Linked DNA regions of Homo sapiens: region 1 is linked to region 2. A link is a contact called in ENCODE Hi-C data. All regions are on one chromosome and are shown on one strand. Each heading gives the region's core, a stretch centred on a gene start or an enhancer-like site at or near the end of the contact. The rest is flanking DNA. Distances are from core to core; before and after follow the strand shown. Region 1 overlaps LOC105377657 (a long non-coding RNA gene). Region 2 overlaps PDGFRA (platelet derived growth factor receptor alpha).

What was found. Hi-C counts contacts between places; a loop is a spot of excess contacts on that map. Pooled maps may share reads with other maps.
Region 1: a loop to region 2 is called in a map of ascending aorta, with 2.7 times the contacts of the local background. The contact joins two enhancer-like sites. A Hi-C loop is called at or near these places in 1 of 168 maps with a recorded cell type or tissue (ascending aorta) and 7 of 50 pooled maps.

The regions. Positions count from the first base shown.
Region 1 is chr4:54,782,576-54,786,154 of GRCh38, reverse strand. The region is part of intron 2 of LOC105377657 (a long non-coding RNA gene); the gene reads right to left. Among named protein-coding and RNA genes, the nearest start is that of LINC02358, 61 kb to the left of the region's middle. Within about 2 kb of position 1,899, at least 12 of the 41 ENCODE cell types and tissues checked have a DNase peak (open chromatin) inside an H3K27ac peak, as active enhancers do; they include ascending aorta, where a contact is called at or near this core.
Region 2 is chr4:54,279,220-54,283,188 of GRCh38, reverse strand. PDGFRA (platelet derived growth factor receptor alpha) reads right to left here. Exons shown (of 23, transcript NM_006206.6): 16 at 2,707-2,873. Among named protein-coding and RNA genes, the nearest start is that of LINC02283, 52 kb to the left of the region's middle. RefSeq lists an enhancer at 897-2,096. Within about 2 kb of position 1,573, at least 17 of the 41 ENCODE cell types and tissues checked have a DNase peak (open chromatin) inside an H3K27ac peak, as active enhancers do; they include ascending aorta, where a contact is called at or near this core.

The sequences.
Region 1 (3,579 bases), core at 650-3,149, 500 kb before region 2:
ATTATGCTAAGTGAAATGAGCCAGTCACAGAAGACAAATACTGCATGATTCCACTTCTATGAGGTACCTAAAATAGTCAGACTCACACAAGCAGAAAATAGAAGTGACTACCAGGAGCTGAGCTGGGGGGAGTAGGTTGGGACTTGTTCAGTTGATATAAAGTTTTGGTTATGCAGGAGAAATAACTTCTAGAGATCTGCTGTACAGCATAGCACCCATAGTGAATGGTACTGTATTATGCCCTTAAACATTTGTTATGAGGTTAGATCTCATGTTAAGCACTCTTGCCAAAAACAAACAACACAAAACAAAGAAAAAGGAAAAAAACAGTGGAGGGAGGACACAGGGAAACTTTTAAAGGTGATGGAGATGTCTATTACCTTGATTGTGGTGATAGTTTTATAGGTGTATGCATATGTCCAAACTCTTCAAATTATATGCATTAAACGTACATAGTTTTAATATATCAATTATATCTCAATAAAACTATTAAAAAACAAATCAAATTAACTTCAGTACTATATATTATTTAACCTGTCATATATTTAAAAATATCATTTCAGCATGTAATCAACATAAAAATTATTAAGTATTTTCACAGTCCTTTTTTCATACTAAACCTTTGGAAACTGTTGCATATTTTATACTAACAACACATCCCAGTTCGAGACACCTATATTTCTAGTACTCAGTTGCCACATGTGGTCATGGCCACTGTAGTAGACAGTGCAGCTCTGTGGCCTCAGCCCACAGAGATGAGCCTAGGATGCTTTGCATTGCAGAACTGTCTTTCTCTTAACGCTTGAGCTATTGGGAAATCAGAGCCATGTTATTTATCATGAAAGAGCATTTGATTAAAAGTATAAAATATCCTAGGTCAGATGGCTCACTGTAGTTGCAGGGGAGACAGTGAATTGCTGACCATGCACTGTGATACATCAAAATATAGGGACATTCAGGCACCTCCTCAGCCTACTGAATCAGGATCTTTGGGGTGAGTCTAGAAAACAGATTTTTAAGTACAGGTTTTAATATGATAATAAGTGGTGCCTGTTATTAATGGGAGGACATTGAATCCCAGAGAGAATGAATGACTCACTCATGTTCTTCTCATAGTTAGGGGTCAGCTAGACCTAGAACCTCACTTGGACCCACTAGACACCTTTCCACGCCCTCACCACAATCACTGCCAACTGCTATTCCAGCACAATTCTTGCCAAGAAAATACCTGCTGTCATGTGACAGGTATCAGCACACTTTAGGAGCAGTCAAGACAACTTCCTAAGAAGGTAAACTATATTTTCCCAACTTACCAAATTAGAGTAAGAAGAATAGATTTCTTCCTTTAATCTGGCTTTGTCTCAGACTGGAAGTGCTCTCTTGTCCAGTTAGAAACTAATCGTGATAAAATTAGTAGGCCAGAAGGACACTCATGGCCCATCTTTAACAGGATTTATAGCCCTGGTTCCTTTTCTTGTTGCCTCTGTGGAAATGTGCAAGCATACACATAGTTAGGAAGGTTTGAAGGAAATGCCTTAGAGAAGTCTCAGTGACCAAGAAAAGCTAGTCAAATTGCCAGCTTCGGCCACAGCCATGTGTTAAAATGCTCTGCAGACCCAAGTGTGATCATGAAACAAGTACAGCAAGAACAGCAGGTCTGTAAACATCCTGATGACAATGGGGAACAAACAGCTGGGCCGAGACCAGATCGGTTCAGGCAAATGTGCTCGTGCTTTTGATCCAAGTGCAAGATGAGCGGATGCAGGGGAGGCGGCAGCTGCGGCACAGCTGGACTCAGGAGGCATGTGATAGCGTGACTTGCAAATCATGCTGGAAAAATTCATTCTACTAAGCTTGGACGTGAACACAGTCACGTGGGGCCCATCAGCTCACACACTGCAGCCAAGAGCGAGACAGAAATGCAACCGGGCTAATAAGAGGCGTCAGGCCCACTTCTAGTTGGACACGGCTGTCTTTCAGGGAAGGAATGGGACAGGAAATGCACTATATTTGGAAATGACTCTAAATTTAGAATGAAAGACTGACTTGAGAATACTGAAAACTTGATTGAGAGATACTTAAATGTATTTTATAAGCATGGAAGGCATTTACTGGGGTCTCTACCATAGTGTTTTTTGCTTGTTTGTTTGTTCGTTGAAGACAAGGTCTCACTGTGTCACCCAGACTGGAGTGCAGTGGCACAATCACAGCTCACTGCAGCCTCAACCTCCTGGGCTCAAGTGTTCCTCATGCGTCAGCCTCCAGAGTAGCTGAGGCTACTTGACCACAGGCAAGCACCACATGCCTGGCTAATTAAAAAAATTTTTTTTTGTAGAGATGGTATCTCCCTGTGTTGCCCTGGCTGGTCTCAAACTCTTGGGCTAAAGTGATCCTTCCACTTCAGCCTCCTAAAGTGCTGGGATTGCAGTTGGGAGCCACAGCTCCTGGCTTCATAGTGTTTAATATGAAAGGCTATTCTGATCTTTCCTACTGGTCTAGCACTTTGGGGTTTGCAAAGAGCCTTACATTCACTTTCACTTCACCAATGAGTAAATAAGCCTCAGAAAAACTGAGTAAATACTAGAGCTCCAGTGGCGCAATCGGTTAGCGCGCGGTACTTATACAGAAAAACTGAGTAAATACTGAATGTATGTGTGTGTAGACATACAATATTACATGATGTGCTATTAATATAGCATGTGTATATATACTGTTTTACACATATTTATATATATTATCATACTATATATGCATATATGCATACTATTATAATCATTCATTTAACAAATATTTATTGAGCAATTACTTAGGTACCGGGCACAGTGCAGTATATCAACAAGGGTAAGGGATGCAGACATTGCAACTCTCATGGAACTCAGAGCCTAGTTAGGAAGAAAACCATTGCATAAACAATCACAACATAAATATGATTAGAGTCTGGAGTAAGTGCTACAAAAGAAAAGTCTAAGAGGTCACAAGAGTATAAGAAGAGGGTCTGCCTTGCCTGGAGCATCAGATGCTCCCCTGAGGAAGGAGCCTGTGAGCTGAGCGGTCCGGATGAGCAGGTGTTTTCTACAGTCTGTGCATTGTGTCTGCTGAGAATCTGGAAATTAAAAATGCTGCTGTTGGGGGTTTCACCATGTACGGACGAGGCAGGAGTTCCTCCAAAAAATACAAATTCCATGAGGTTAAATCAGACCTCTCAGCCCCAATCAAAAGGTAAGGACTTCGTGGAAGCTAAGGTCAAAGTCCAATCGATTTAATAGACCCTGAGAATGTAACATCCTATGGAAGCTGAAATCTAAGTGCAGGTTAGTTCTCCCAATTGCTTTCTGCCCTTTAAGGTTAGAGAAAGATGACAGCAAGAAGCATAAAACTCAGTTGTGGCTCTCAGAGCAGTCCTTGTTTTGAGGTTTTCTTTTTTCTGTCTTCTCCTTTCCCCCCTGTCTCCTCTCTGTCTTTGTCCTCCTTCCTCTACCTTCTTTATTTTTCACTGTTATAGATTAGTACCATCTATTCTATTAATATTGACTATAAATGCATGTTTTCTTCATGTTAAATGCCTATCAATTGTCTTCT
Region 2 (3,969 bases), core at 324-2,823:
GAAGTCCCCACACAGAGTCTCCACTGGGGCACTGCCTCGTGAAGCTACGAGGGGAGGGCCACCATCCTCCATGAATAATATATCCACCAACAGCCTGCACTCTGCACCAGGAAAAACCACAGGCACTCGACAACAGCCCCTGAGAGCAGCTGCAGGGGCTAAACCCTGCAAAGCCACAGGGTGTTCCATCCCTCCCAAGAGCTCCACCCCTTGCATCAGTGTGCTCTGGACATGGGATATGGAGTCAATGGAGTTTATTTGGAGTTTTCAGCCCTGCTGGGTTCTGAACTTCTGTGGGGCTTGTAGCCCCTTTCTTTTGGCCGATTTCTCCCTTTGGGAATGGGAATGTTGACCCAATGCCTATAACCCCATTGTATCTTGAAAGTAAATAACTTGTTCTTTATTTTACAGGCTCATAGGTGGAAGGGACCTGCCTTGTGTCAGATAAGACTTTGGACTTTGAGTTGATGCTGGAATGAGTTAAGGCTTGAGGGGACTATTGTGGAGGGATGATTGTATTTTGAAATGTGAGAAGGACATGAGATTTGGGAGGGTCCAGGGTCAGTATGATATAGTTTGAATATGTGTCCCCACCCAAATCTCATGTTGAATTGTAATCTCCAGTATTGGAGGTGGGGACTGGTGGCAGATGAATGGATCATGGGGACAGATTTCTTACGAACAATTTAGCACCATCCTTCTGGTGCTGTCCTCGCAATAGTAAGTGACTTCTTGTAAGATCTGACTGTTTAGAAGTGTGTGGCACCTCTCTCTTTCTCTCTCTCGCTTGCTCTTGCTCTGGCCATGTGATGTGCCTGCACTGCTTTGCCTTCTGCCATGACTTCATGGCTTCATGAGGCCTCTCCAAAAACTGAGCAGATCTACCAGTATCTTGATTCCTGTAAAGCCTGCAGAATCATGAACTAATTAAACCTCTTTCCCTTATAAATTACCCAGTCTCAAGTATTTATTTATAGCAATAAAAGAACAGCCTAAAACACACAGAGACATACACGCACACACAAAACACACACACAGCCACAAGGACCAATCTTACACATAATTATTTTGTTTACCTCCTAAATTTCTTTTTTTCAACCATAATTAGCAAATCATCTCAGCTACCTTTAAAACACACATACACATAAACACACACTAAAATCTTCCATGATGAAATACATGGAGCACACATACAAGCTACATGAAAAAGTAGTTTCTGTGAATTGCTTTATTTTCTTTTTAAAGCCACCTTTGTAGTACTTTGCTTATAATTTGTTAATAAAATCAACCACCAATCACATGTGATAGCATCTTAGAGATCAGTGCCAATGACTTTCCTTTGAGTTTCTTTGTTTGTAACTTGTCCACTTTCCCCAGTTAGTCCCATCTGGAAGGGTCCCAGGGTTTTCGAGGAAGAAGGCAATTTAATCCAGAAGTTCTCAATTCTTTTTGAAAATGTTCAGCAAGTGAAGAGTAGCTCTAGCCATTCACGATTTTTTTCAGATAGTCACGGAAGGCCAGAAAGCAGTGGTCTGCCTGCCAACAGGGCTTGGGCCTGAGCATGACTCAGGTTCCTCTGACATCTCGTGCCAACTCCACCAGCCCAGCCTGGGAAGCAATGTAAACTATTTTTAACAATATGGGAGGGGAGAGGAAGTACTGGTTCCGATAACTCTCACTGGCTAATCTTTTAAAAGCGCTTGGAAGTTCACCCATTTGGCAATGAGAAGTGAATGGAACTTGGAACCGCAGAAATGGAAAATATTGTGTACTGAGCTTTGCAAAACAAACACATTCTTTTTTAAATGGATTGTACCTTTCACTTAAGAACCTGAAAACATTCAGAGCACATCAATAATTTCCAAAACAATGTCCAGGGCAGCTCAACACTTTTTTGCATTGACTAATGGGAAGGCTCAGACCCAAAAAGGCAAGCTCACAGGACAAGCCAATGTCAGACTTCCAGCTTCATGTCTGTGACCAGTTCAGGGCTCTGGAGGAACCACCCTGAGCAGATGTGAAGTGATCCATCTGGTCTGGGCATCAGCTGGACTCCCTGGAGTTTATAAATCAATTTAACCCTGCCACATATTCATGTACTTGAAAAACAGATAGACCCACCTTCAAAATACATTCAACAGAAACACTGGTCCAGAAAATATAACTGCAAATTATCTACTCTAGAGTTCCTATCACAAATTGAATGTTAGGAAAAGTAAAAGCAAGGGTTACTGAACTCATAGACATCAGAGACTTCTAAAACTTAAGGGAAAAAAAGCAAGGTGAGGAACCAACATAAGACAGCCAACTTGTAATTCTGCCAAGTAAGGGCATTAAAAAAAATCAATCACCATATTTTCATTAAAAAAGAAAAAGACAGCAATAAAAAAGGAAGTTCATTATATCAGAATAAATAATTATTTTTTTTAAAAAATGTTTACTGCAGGAACACACCAAGAAAATTCTTTAAAACTATTAAATTTAAAGTTTAAAAAATTTGTTACATTGTCAGCTTTTATTCTTTTCAATTTACAGGCCACAAACCTGGAAACATGTCACAGAACTGGTTGTGCAGACCTGCATTTAGAGACCACGTGGGCTGCCAGGTTCACTTACCATCCCTATACACTTCCCTCTAAATACTTTAAGTATCATATTAAACCACTGGAAAGTCCCAACACCCAGAGTGAGTATAGACACTTTTACCTAACATAGATTTCTTCTTATATGAGGCTGGACGATCATAGAGTGATCTCTGGATGTCGGAATATTTAGAAACCTCTTTCCTTTCTAGCATGGGGACATACTGTGTAGTATCAGCCTGCTTCATGTCCATGTAGTCACCATTGTTTTCAAAAGATAAAATAACATAGCTGTAAAAACAGAAAGAGAAATCTTACCCAGGGTGCCCTTCTGAAGTGGTCATTCCACTTTCAGTAGATGATGATTATGTGCCAGGTACTGAGGTAGGCATGGGAGCTAACTGGGTAAAAGCAAAACCAATCCATACCTTTCACATGAGGTGATCTAGTCAAGGAAATGAGCATTAATCAAATAGTCGCACAAATACATGCATCACAGCAATTCCACTACTGGGTATCTACCAGAGGAAAGGAAGTCATACTAAAAAGATACTTGCACACACATGTTTATAGCAGCACAATTCACATATTGAAAAAATGTGGAACCAACCCCAAATGCCCATCAATCAAGGAGTGGATAAAGAAACTGCAGTGTATCTATACATATGTATGTGTAGGTGTGCATATATATATATATATATGTAACTCAGCTATAAAAAGGAATGAATTAATGGCTTTTGCAGCAACCTGGATGGGATTAGAGACTATTATTCTAAGTGAAGTAACTCAGAAATGGAAACCAAACATCGTACGTTCTCACTCATAAGTGAGAGCTAAGCTATGAGGATGCAAAGGCATAAGAATGACACAATGGACTTGGGGACTCGGGGAAAAATTGAGAGGCAGGTGAGGGATAAAAGACTACAAACTGGGTTCAGTGTATACTGCTCCAGTGATGGGTGCACCAAAATCTCACAAATCACCACTGAAGAATTTACTCATGTAACCAAATACCACTTGTTCCCCAAAAACCTATGGAAATAAAAAAATTTTTTAAATAGGGAAAAAAAGAAATGTAAAAAACAAAATAAATACACAGATCAACTCAAACTCAGCTGTGTTGTGAAGGAAGAAAGGTTTCAATAGCTTGTAAGGAAAATGACTTGATCTGGGGGTCAAGGAAGCACTTTTCAGAAGACGTAGAATGGATCCCACTGACAAAGATGGGAAAGACTAGCGGAATATTTGTCATGGCACCTGGCACATACAAAGGACTCCACAAATGTCAGCTGCCATGATGACTACTGTTCACTTGTTTTCAGAGCCAGTTCCCTGCACATCCTTAGCAGGAGCCCGCACATCCTGAAGAGCCACATCTAAGACAGTG